Regions from separate parts of the Homo sapiens genome. Here region 1 is linked to region 2. A link is a contact called in ENCODE Hi-C or POLR2A ChIA-PET data. All regions are on one chromosome and are shown on one strand. Each heading gives the region's core, a stretch centred on a gene start or an enhancer-like site at or near the end of the contact. The rest is flanking DNA. Distances are from core to core; before and after follow the strand shown.

The links. Hi-C counts contacts between places; a loop is a spot of excess contacts on that map. ChIA-PET counts read pairs that join two places held with the same protein, here RNA polymerase II (POLR2A). Pooled maps may share reads with other maps.
Region 1: a loop to region 2 is called in a map of GM12878, with 2.0 times the contacts of the local background. The contact joins the promoter of TP63 here to the enhancer-like site in region 2. A Hi-C loop is called at or near these places in 2 of 168 maps with a recorded cell type or tissue (GM12878 and endothelial cell of umbilical vein), 14 of 37 single-sample maps with no recorded cell type and 8 of 50 pooled maps. POLR2A ChIA-PET finds 5 or more read pairs at or near these places in 4 of 52 experiments (MCF 10A, OCI-LY7, SK-N-SH and 1 more).

The regions. Positions count from the first base shown.
Region 1 is chr3:189,630,132-189,635,781 of GRCh38, reverse strand. It overlaps TP63 (tumor protein p63), which reads right to left and starts at 4,393. Exons shown (of 14, transcript NM_003722.5): 1 at 4,205-4,393. The coding sequence starts at 4,266. RefSeq lists a cis regulatory region at 4,866-4,876 and a promoter at 4,269-5,078.
Region 2 is chr3:189,586,367-189,592,563 of GRCh38, reverse strand. No RefSeq gene overlaps it. Among named protein-coding and RNA genes, the nearest start is that of TP63, 42 kb to the left of the region's middle. RefSeq lists an enhancer at 5,477-5,616. Within about 2 kb of position 3,988, at least 5 of the 41 ENCODE cell types and tissues checked have a DNase peak (open chromatin) inside an H3K27ac peak, as active enhancers do; they include GM12878, where a contact is called at or near this core.

The DNA of each region.
Region 1 (5,650 bases), core at 3,144-5,643, 43 kb before region 2:
CTGGCAAGAAAAAAGATATTGAGGAAAGTTTAATGAGGGGGTAAGGAATATGATGTGGATCCCTAGAATTAGCAATGGCGGGAAATGGTTACTCCTCCTAAGCTTGAAGAAAAGGAAGGGGAGGGAGTAACTACTCAAAGTCAGGGGACTCGGACCTGCAGCAAGGGCCTCTGAGAGGATCTGCAGCCTTTAGCCAAAAACCAACAGGGAGTCAGCCAGGGAAACCAATATTCCAACTTCACTCTCCTGCAGGAGATTGCTGCTGGTTGAATTCAACAGGAAACCAGAGAAGAAAAGACCTGTTAAAGCAATTATCAGGAGGCAGCTTCTTGAGGCAAAGAATGAGAAAGAAAAAGAGCAGATGTGGAGGAGCAAGTGAAGGACGCCCAACACAGAGCTGCATCTGCCTTTAGGTGATTTTAACTTACAAATGAAATGATCTTCCACTGTAACTTCATTGTCATCACTCTTCCTTTTGGGATATATTTAGAAAGTACAGCTAATAAAGTTGACCTTTACGCCAGTAAAGAATAAAAATCATAACAAATATGTAATTCACACACAAAAAACACACTTCATATTATCCATATAGTATTTTAATAGTTCGATGCTTCTTTGGAATACAGGATGACTAAGAAGAAACAATACAAAATATTTTACTGGTGGTTCAAATTGAAATGATGTTTACTTTTCTCTAATTCTTAGCCCTCAGTGATCACATAATTTCAAAATTTAATTTTGATTCATGTTTATCATTTTAACTGGTTTATTTTTTGAAAAAAATACTTTGAAAGAATTTAATCTATTAAAAGTACTTTGTTAAAAAATAAATTTTGCAAACTAGATGGAAATTCTAGAAATGAAAGAATGGAAAATTGCCCAAGTTTTAGCCCAAACAATAAATTAACAAGGATGTATCTTCTGAAGTGTTAAATTTTAGATTCATTTCCAATATTCACCTAATACAAAATAAACAACAAACAGAATTTATTGTGTACAAGTTTCTATTCATAAATTAATGGTAACGAACCCACTGACTTATTTATTGAACTTTTATAATTTCATCTATAGTTCAATATTTTAAAAATTAAGTTAGTATTCAAATGGTAATGTGATTTTATCCAACTTTTTTCCTCTTTGTATTGTTAATATTATCAAAAGGGGAACTTAATAAGCTCTAAGGTGTTAACTGCCTTTTTGGTTTTCAGAAAAGTTTTTGCAAAGACTAAAGTAAATTAGCATTAACATCAGGGCACAACTAAATGCTCAATATGGTAATATGTTTAAGTGGAAAGGAAAAAAAACAGAGGATGAAGTCCCAATTTTAACTTAGAGAATGATTACCATCATCCTTTGAAACATGTATTTAAACACTTTTTTGGAATGGCATTAACATTTAGTAATAAAAGATAACATCTGTCATTTTTTTTTCTATTCTGTAAGGGAATTCATAAATTAAGGTAGCTTGGAGTTAAAAATATCAAGATATCCTGTTCTTTCTTTAAAAAATTATCTTTCATGACTTCTTTCTAAACACAAGGTCAGTAAAGACAAATTTAACTATGTAGATGACTATGATTATGGAATGATTAAATTTGGTCTTTCTTAAAATAGCTTTTTGTAAACCGAGAACTACAACGGTTGTCTGCTTACAAAAACCAGCTCAAACCCATTTACTCATGAGGTATCAAAGAACATATTGTTTGATCCTTGCTTTGACCATATACATTATCATACTAATTCCTTCAGTGATATTTCATTTATTCACTTGTTTATTCACTAAGTAATAAAGGTTGGAAAATAGTAATAATTCAGTCCTTAAAACACATGACAAACAGTTAAAATACTTGAGGAAAATATATTTTAGATTAAATATGTAAGTACTGCAACATTAAATAAATGAATGTAACAGTCACATCTAATTGGTTTTTGTATTTGCAATGTCTTCCGCAGAGCAGATGCTGAGTAAGAGCTATGTTTCATCACCTTAATGTTTTTGCTGGTTAAGCTTGCATTACAAATGAGAAGTACATATTCTTGCCTAAAATTATTTATTAGGCAAATAATTGCTCCCTGGCCATTCTGAACCATAGTCTCACAGCTTCTCAACATGCCCTCCCCTGCCTTCCCCAAAAGTATCAGGCACCATGATTAAAGCCCAGGGCATTCTAGGAAAATTTAAAACTACTTAAAAATACTATGTAGCCATAAAAAAGAATGAGATCATGTCCTTTGCAGGGACTTGGATGGAGCCGGAGGCCATTATCCTTAGCAAACTAACACAGGAGCAGAAAACCAAATACTGTATGTTCTCACGTGTTAAGTGGGAGTTAAATGATGACAACGCATGGACACATAGAGGGGAACAACACACGCTGGGGCCTTTCAGAGGGTGGAAGGTGGGAGGAGGGATAGGATCAGGAAAAATAACTAATGGGTACTAGGCTTAGTACCTGAGTGATGAAATAATCTGTACAACAAACCCCCATGACACAAGTTTACCTGTATAACAAACTTGCACTTGTACCCCTGAACTTAAAATAAAGGTTAAAAAAAAACCAAAAATACTATGATTGCTTAGAATATTACAGTATGTCAAAAACTGAGATGACATTTGCTTCATGAACTAATAGATCGTCAAGGTAATATAAAAAGTAGTTTCTCTATTTCTTTATATTTATAGGCCTCTCTTATCATTAGAAATGCTTCTAGAGAGGTATGTATGCAGGATTGAAGTGTGGGTTATTAGTCAATAGAAGGAAGTTTCTTCTAAAGCTTCCCTGGTTCCAAGTACCTAGTTTAGGAGAGATGCCCTCAAGAGTAGCATTACACAGTTACTATTTCATCACAATTATCTTCTTAGAACTATTATTTCCAAAGATGTTTAATGGAATAGATAATTTTGAGATTAGAAACAATTTTGAGAACCAGAAAATCTTTGGTGTTTTTCTTTTTAATCAACCCAATCCTCAACTGCAGCTAGATCTAATTTTCACATTATACAAGAACATAAATCCTAGAGCCATTTATTTGTGCTAATATTGTTGTTTGTGGTAAACAGCAAGACACGAATCAAGCCACCACCAACAAATTCCACTGAAACCTTGGAGACCCCAAACTTGCTTCCCCTCTCTCTTTTTTCACCCTTTTCTTTTTATCTCCTTTATTCTATTTATCTTTCTGCCTTGCTCTTTCTCTTCTGCCTTTTCGCACAACCCACCAGAAACCTCACAGGAAGAGAAACAATCTACATAGCTCACATTAGTGTTCTACGTTGTAGCAAATCACGTTAAAGGAAGATCACAAATCTTTCACACTCTACTAGTCTACAGTAAGTGAGTCCTGCCCAGAGAGAGCAGAATCTGCTTCTAGTATCAAGCTCCAACAGACACAGGTGGTAAATGGCAAGTTAACCCTTTGTAACCTCACCATTTTCAACACGCAAAGGACCTCTCTCATTAGTCTTATAAAATAAAGTACGAAATCTCATGCTGTTAAACTAACATCACATTGCTACATATGACTTGAATATCTCCCATAACTTTATGACTGGAAAAACACTGTTCAGATTTCATTTACCAGTTTAAAAATAGCAAAGTCTAATTTGAAGCACATACACAATTGTGCACCCTCACTAATATTCTCTCTTAGTACTAGGCAAATGTTTCTAAATAAAATTTACTACAATCACAAGCTTTAAAAGTCAGATTTGTCAAAAGATTTTCATTATCAAACATACCAAAAAATATTCCTTATAAAATGCAATGACAAGCCACAATCTGTTTGGTACAACAATGGCTAGTTATCTATTTCTTAATGTATAAATCAAAATTATTTGGTGTTTATTTTGACTTGAAGATTATCCATACATTATTATATCCCTGCCCAGTGAAATTTCTTATTGAGTGAGTAGGTGCTGAACAAGGCAAATAATATATTTTAAACATTCTTAAATGGCGTGATAATTTTTTTTAAATGGGAAGATTCGCTTCAAATTTTTTCACTTTGTAGATCCAAATATCAACCAAAAAAGACATTCAGAAAATATGTCCACAGACCACTTTAAGTCCACAGAAAGTCCAAAATAATATCACTGTGCTGACTAAACAAGGAGGAATTGTTCTTTGTACACAGCTGACACATTCATAATACACAAGGCACTTCAATTAAGTTTTGAGAGAAGTTATGTCACATTCAAACTCACCGCTGGATGTAAGGGTCAGGGCAGTACTGTAGGGTGGCACACCGTGAAGTTTCAAAATTCATTTCCTTCAACTGTCTTTGATATCAACGAACGGAGAACAATTATATAAAATATACACATATACCTGTGTATATATAGATATAAAGCCGGGAGGCTAAAAGCAATAGGGTCAAATGCTATCAGACATAGAAGTTTAGGCACTTCTCTCCTTCATACATATTTGCAAAGAGGCGGAGCGTTTCTTGATTTTAGCCAATGAGATTCATCAATTGACTAAAACTTCATAAACACTCGATTCTTACCAGCTGGGCATCCTCTCTACTGTTGTTCTTCCCCCTCTCTCACGGCTTCAGAGTCCTTGACGTATAGTAGCCACACTTGTTGTTGGCAATTTGGAGCTGGAGGCATCTCTGAACTTCTGATCTCTGTCGTGATTGGATGCTGGCATGAATGGCATCAGAGTTTAATTTCAGCAGCCTGGACTTTTGTAACTGAACTGAGCTGATGAGTGTCCACCCTGCTCCAGCTACATAACACTTCCTTGTATCTGGATACTGGTTTGATTTGAGGATTTCTGTGACTATTTCTGGGGCTAAAATGTTTTGTAGAGCTGCTTAGGGAAGTTTTGTTTTGTTTTGTTTTTTCATCTATTTCCCTCCCTCCCCGCCCTTCAGTTTCCCTTTCAGCCAACCGCCTGTTGTGGTCACAATCTCAAATAGCAAAGACAGGGAAATTCCTTGATTATATTTAACTTAGAACTCACTCTTCCTCTCAGCTAAGAGAAAGAGATATCCCTTTCACATCCCCTTAGAAGCTTTGCCTGACCCGAATAAAAGAAAATAACCTTTATTGAGTTAAATATCCTACCTCAAACACATGCACATGTACTTACATATAATATAGTAATTTTCTTAAAGATATTAAAATTGGAAATAATATATTATTGTAGAATATTCTGAAGTGCACAAATTATTTCAAATTGCCTGTTAATAAAAATATTCTAGTTTATTTTAATCTCTCAGTCGGCTCCACTCTATTCTTTATGTCTTACAGTTTTTGCTGTTTTTGGTTTTGCTTTGACTTGACCTACTTCGAAAGGAAACCATAAAATTGTTCATATATTCCCAAATCAGTGTAATATCAGGAAAGTCTACACACAAAATAATTTATTTCCTTTCTGAATATGGGCTGTAAACTTATCCTGGTTTTGTGGATTTGGAAATTGAATGAAATATGATTCAGAAGCTCAGTTAGGATAGACTCCAACAGGGGGAAAAAAAACCACTCTGTGTATCTAACGGTCACTAACATGGTGAGTTCACATCTTCCCTTCACCCCCTAGTCACAGGACACACCTGTAAATAGGTGACATCAGTAGATGTCAAAGTTGTGAGACAATCTAAAGCCCTTTCAGAGAAATTTGACATTTCCCTGTAAGTAAATCTA
Region 2 (6,197 bases), core at 2,739-5,238:
TTTTCTGGATCTATGGAGATGATCACGTAATTTTATCCTTCATTCTGTTAATGTGATATATCACATTTATTGATTTGCATGTTTTGAGCCATCTTTGCATTCCTGGAAAAAATCTTGATTGTGCTGTATGGACCTTTTAATGTTCTATTGAATTTTGTCTGCTAGTAGTTTGTGAAGGGTTTTTGTATATATGTAAATTAGGAATATTGGCTAATTTCCTTTCTTTTATTATGCTTGTCTGACTTTGCTATCAAGGTAATGCTGGCCTCATAAAATACCTTTGGAAGTGTTCCCTCCTCTTTAATTTTTTTAGAAGAGTTTGACAAGAAATGGTGTTAATTCTTTATAAATGTTTGTTAGAATTCACCAGTGAAGGCATTAGGTCATAGGATTTTCTTTGCTAGGAGGTTTTAGTTTACTGATTAAATCTCTTTACTCATTGTTGGCCTATTCAGATTTCCTATTTCTTCATAACTTAGTATTGTTAAGTTGTGTATTTTTAGAAACTTATCCATTTTTTTCTAGGTTGCCCAATTTGTTGGCATATGATGGTTCATAAAAGTCTTTAGTGATCCTTTGTATTTCTGTCATATCAATTGTAATGTCCTCTTTTTCATTTATAATTTTATTTGAGCCCTCTCATTTTTTCTTAGTCTGGGTAAATGTTTGTCAATTTTGTTTATCTTTGCAAAACTAACTCTTACTTTCATTGATCTCTTCTATAGGGTTTTCTTAGTCTCTGCTGTTATTTCTGCTTTTATTTGTGTTATTTCTTTCCTTCTACTATGTTTGGGCTTTCTTTGTTCTCCTTTTCCTAGATCCTTGAAGTGTAAAATTGGGTTGTTGATTTGAGATTTTTCTTCTTTCTTCAAGTAGGCATTTATTGCTATAAACTTCTTACTTAGAAATATTTTTGCTGTAGCCAGTGAATTTTGGTATATTTTTTTCTTTCATTTGTCTCAAGATATATTTTGATTTCCCTTTTCCCCATTGGTTGTTCAAGAATAGGATGCCCAATTTCTACATATTTGTGACTTTTTTCTGTTTTTTTCCTAGTATTTCTTTGGGTTTCATACCATTGTGGTAGGGAAAAGGTATTTGAGATGATTTTAATCTTCTCAAATTTGTCAAGACTTATTTTGTGGGCTAATATATAAAGAATTCTGAAGAATGCTTCATATGTTCTTGAAAAAATGTATGTTTTGCTGCTGTTAGCTGAAGTGTTATGCATATGTCTATCAGGTTCATTTGGTCACAGTGTTGTTTAATTCTGCTGTATCATTTTTGGTTTTCGGTCTGGATGACATATCCATTGTTTAAAGTGGGGTTATATAAGTCCTCTACTATTACTCTGTTGCTGTTTACTTTTCTCTTCATTTCTGTAATATTTGCTCAGTATATTTAGGTACCCCAATATTGGGTTCATGCATATTTACAATTGTTATATCCTCATGATGAACTGATTCTTTTATCATTATATAATGACCTTCTTTGCCTCTTGTGACAGTTTTTGACTTAAAGTCTGTGTAAGTATAGTCACCCCTGCTCTCTTGTAGTTACCATTTATGTGGCATATCTTTTCCCATCTCTTCACTTTCAACCTATGTGTGTCTTTAAAGCTAAAGTGAGTCTCTTGTAGGAAGCATACATTTTGATATCTCTCTCTCTCTCTCTCTTTTTTTAGTCACGTTTGCCATTCCATGTCTTTGATTGGAGAATTAAACCCATTTATGTTTAAAGTATTATTGACAGGAAGGAATTACTATTGTCATTTGGTTAATCATTTTCTATATACTCAGTAGTTCTCTTTTTTCTTTTTTTGGTGTGTGTTGATGATCTTTTTTTTTTTTGTAGTGGTTTGCTTTGATTCCTTTCTCTAGATTTTTTTGGATATCTTTCATTGGTGTCTGTGTATTTTAAGAAGTAAGCACCTCTTCTAATCTTTACAGACTGATTTTGGTAAGGAAAGCCCTTTACCAGTCAGCTGGCTTAATTTTGTGTGAGCAGCTCGTTGGGTCTGTGGGTAGACATGCTGTTTCAGTCCTCAGGTGGGCTGACCTGAATCCTGGGTCAGTTGGCAGGCAAACCTGGTTTCTGGGTTCACAAGGGCTTGGCTGGTGCTTTGTTCCAGTGAGGATGGCCTGGCACTAGGGCGGGCCTGGAGCTGCGGTTTGCAGGAGCCAGTCTGGCACTAGAGTTAATGGAGTATGTCCATGGCAAAACCAAATGTTGACTTTACTCTCCTTCCTCTACCTTGAAGGTATCTCTCTCCACAGTGCACTCCAGGAGCTTGCAGGAGGCTGACATGGGTAGTGTGAAACTGTCCTTTATAACCTCTTCAATGTATCTTTTATCATTTCTGTGCTCCACCTAGGCACCGCAATCTCTCATCTGGAGTCCTTATCTGTTGTGAAGTTATTTTTATGACTGGATGGTTTTTAAATTCATTTTTCTTTGAAAGGATATATGCTGGAGACTCTTATACCACCATATTGCTGATGTTACTTTCCTCTCTGCTATGTTTTCCTTGAGTCGTATTTTCATTCTTATAGCTTTGCAAAATCAATAAAATATAATCATTTGAAATGCATATTTATTTTGTTATGCATTTAATTTTAACAACAATATATGAAGGCATTTAGGCATCATGGAAATGTGTTTTAGATACATATATATATATAAAAACACTAACCTGATAAATCTAGAAACATGTTTGTTGATAGACTGGCCTCAATATTGCTAATAAAAAGATCATATATAAGAGGTCTGGTCAAACTTATTGCATGCTGTTGTAAGACTTTTATGTGTTAGTGGATGCAACTGGCTTGCTAACACAGGTATCCTTGTGTTTGTTGAATGAAAACGAATGTATGAATAAATGAAAAAGTGAATGGATTTTGGATGCAGACTTTACGATAGTGTTCACCTCCAGAGAGAGTTCAATGAGCCCACCTGCGGGATTTGGAGGGCTAGGTGGGTGAGGAACCAGACATCTCAGTACCCTACTTTCTAATTTTATCAACATCTTATATAAGCCATGTGTAACATTACAGTGATACCTCAATTAACACAACCTTTGGAACAAAGGTCCCTTATAATCAAGTTGGAAGCATTGACAATAACTCATAAACTTGCAAAGCATGCTACCATGTGTCACTCTGCTCTGTGTCAGTATTCCAGTGAAGCCGCATGTCTGCACTTGGCAGATACCATTGTGCATAGCTGCCACTGGCACCCACAATCAATAGAACTGATACTATATTCCTGTTCAACTTGTTCTCTCCTCTTGGCTTTCTTTTTTCTGATCTCTTTTCAACATTAATGGCTATATCTCCTTCCACTCAAGTGTCTGATGTCCTTCTGTTCTTTAGCTTCTAATCCCCACCCTATCAAAATAAAAAGAGGTCTTGTGGATAGCTTTTCATACTGGTGACTTGCCTGATTGATTTCAGCTAATTCTGAGGTAATACATATTTATATACCAGGCAGTGCACATTATAAAACCACACCTGCCAATAGTTCTGGGAAGGGATAACACATGGTTTAGAAAGATCACTGAAAAAGAGCATTGTATGATCTATGTCATTGAAGGCTGTATTGCTGAATCACCACATGCTATTGAACTGCCAGTCCTTTTTGCTGACCTTGTTTCCACATTTACAAAATGAGAGGATCGATGATCTCTAAGGATCTTTCCAGATCTAGCTTTCTTGGATACAGAATTCATAACCGAAAACCTATGGAGAGAATTAGCTGTTTCTCTCTCAATTCCAAGATTCGGGAGAACTGAAAATGCATAGTGCCGGCTGATGTTGTTTTATCATGCTGAGTCACAGAAGAAATTTTTTTGAAAATATTTCTCTTGAAATATAAAAGGAATTATCACTAGGGTGCTTAGTAATAACCCCTTAGGGAAAAAGGCAGAGAATTACAAAACCAAGTGGCATGACACCACTACTATCTTCCCAGAATCTGGATAGAAGTTTCAAGAGTCAGGACGTGATTCACAGTGTTCTTTTTTCTTCTGCAATCATGGAATCATGTATCCAAATGCAGCCTTCATCAGCCTTTTTTCTTGAGTTTCAGTGATAAGAATATCTCTCTTGTTAACTCTGGACACATACTGAGTGTGAAAAAAAATTAGTAGCTTCAAACTACTAAAAATCCAACCAACCAACCTAACGTATCTTAAGTTGTAAAACCCAGCTTCCTCCCACTTAGTTTCTACTGCCCTTTTACCAGCCCTAGGCATTTGGAAGGTGGAAGGGGAATTCAATGTACATAATTTCCTATTACTGGATTTACATGGCTTGTAAGGCAAAACTGGGCATTTTGCCTGTAACTCTTCAGAGAGAATTTATCAGGCACAGACTCTGAGCTTAGAATTTTACTACCACAAATATAAGAAACTTAAAAAGGTAGAAAGGCATGTTTCCCTGGTGCTAAAATATTTAAAGGTATTCTCTCTTACCCTCTCCAGTTGTTCTGTCTTTACAGAGTACTGAAATCTCAGACTGATGAGGATCTTATAAGAAAGGTTATCAAATGTTCTGTCTGATGCAGTCTTCCACAGCCCCTTGAAGTAATATCTAACTTTTGCCTGAACATTGTCTTTGATAGGGAACTCATTTCCTCACAAGATGGCCAGTTCTATTTCCAAATGGCATTGATTCTAACAGAGTTCTTCTCTCTACATTAAAGTAAAATATGACTCACTACAATTTCTACCCAATGAAATGTTTAATTCTCCCTCTTGGGGCCTCATGTTAATTCCTCTTACCCTTGATATTCCTTAAAATATTTAAAGACAGCACAGTCTCTGAAATGAAGTTCCTTGAATTCTCCCAGAGAAGGAACTTGAATTACAAAATTGGCTAGAGAGGAGATGACAATTATTTGGATGTACAATTATTTCCAGGTGGTCACAACGCAGTTATTATTATTAATGCAGATGAAGTGAAAATTAGGTAGCAGGAAAAAAGTGAAAGGTTCAATTCCTCATATCTTAAATAAGTTAATGAATCAGTCGATTCATCAAAGCAGCAAGAACAAAAAAGCAGTTGGTGAGAGCTCTATTTTGGCAGGAGGAAAGCTCAATTTCACATCCACTATTTTATGCCTATCTCCTCTCCCTGTGTTGCTAATTATCTAAAATGAAAGTTTTGCTGCTTACTAATGACTAGAAAGAGAAGAGAGAGATAAATTGGTAAAGTTACTAAAAATAATCTCAGAGATACACAGAGGTTGACACAGAGGATGACACACTGAGGGTGCAAAGGATCATTTTCTAGATTGGAAAGCGAACCACATCAAATATTGCAAAACTGAAAAGGGAAAACTAAACTGCTCTGCATTAGGACCATACATAGAAGTGAAAAAGCACAAAGTAAGGGTGATGTGATTAGCAGAGGCACAAGTTAAAGACATAGGACTTTTGTTGTTGTTGTTGTCGTCGTCAAGTAGTGTGGCTATTTGAAATGAATAGTACAAATGTAGGCTACGTTCATGACAGGGTGTTTCCAAACAGAGGAGTATCGTGTTCCAAACCAAGAAACCATACCAAGGGTACAGTTCTAGCTGCCATGGCTTTCAAGAAAAGCAAACATCCTGGAACATTTTTGGAGTAATTTGACTAGGTTGGAGAAGTAACAAAACTATACCTTTACAAAGAGGAATGAAGGCTTTTGTAAATATTCATCTTGGATCAGAAAGAGCTCATGGAAAAACTTGAATGATTCTTCTGGAAAGGACGAATTAGAGGTAATAAAGGGGGAGAAAATTTCAGGAAGGCAAAATAAGGTTCAATATAAGGAAGCGCTTTCTAAACAGAACTATCTAACAATACGATAGGTCAGCTCAAATAGTAGAGAAATTGAGGCTAGGTCCATTGCTACGGATCCTGCTTTAGGGGAAATTTAGGCATCTGATTAACATTCCGGCTCAGTAGGTCCTTAAAATATAAAACTTTACTTCAGAACAAGATAACACCTTGAGACTTGGATTTGCTGTAGTCTTAAGACAAGTCTCATCTAACTAGGAGAATGACCCTAGACTAGAGACACAACTTTTAGTTTGTGCTCTAGGCTAAACAGTTTTGTAACTTTAAGCAATTTCTTTTCCTCCCTGGGCTTGGCTTTTCTTCTACAAAAGGCAGGGATATGTACTTAGATCATTGATTTTCAAACTTAAAATATTAC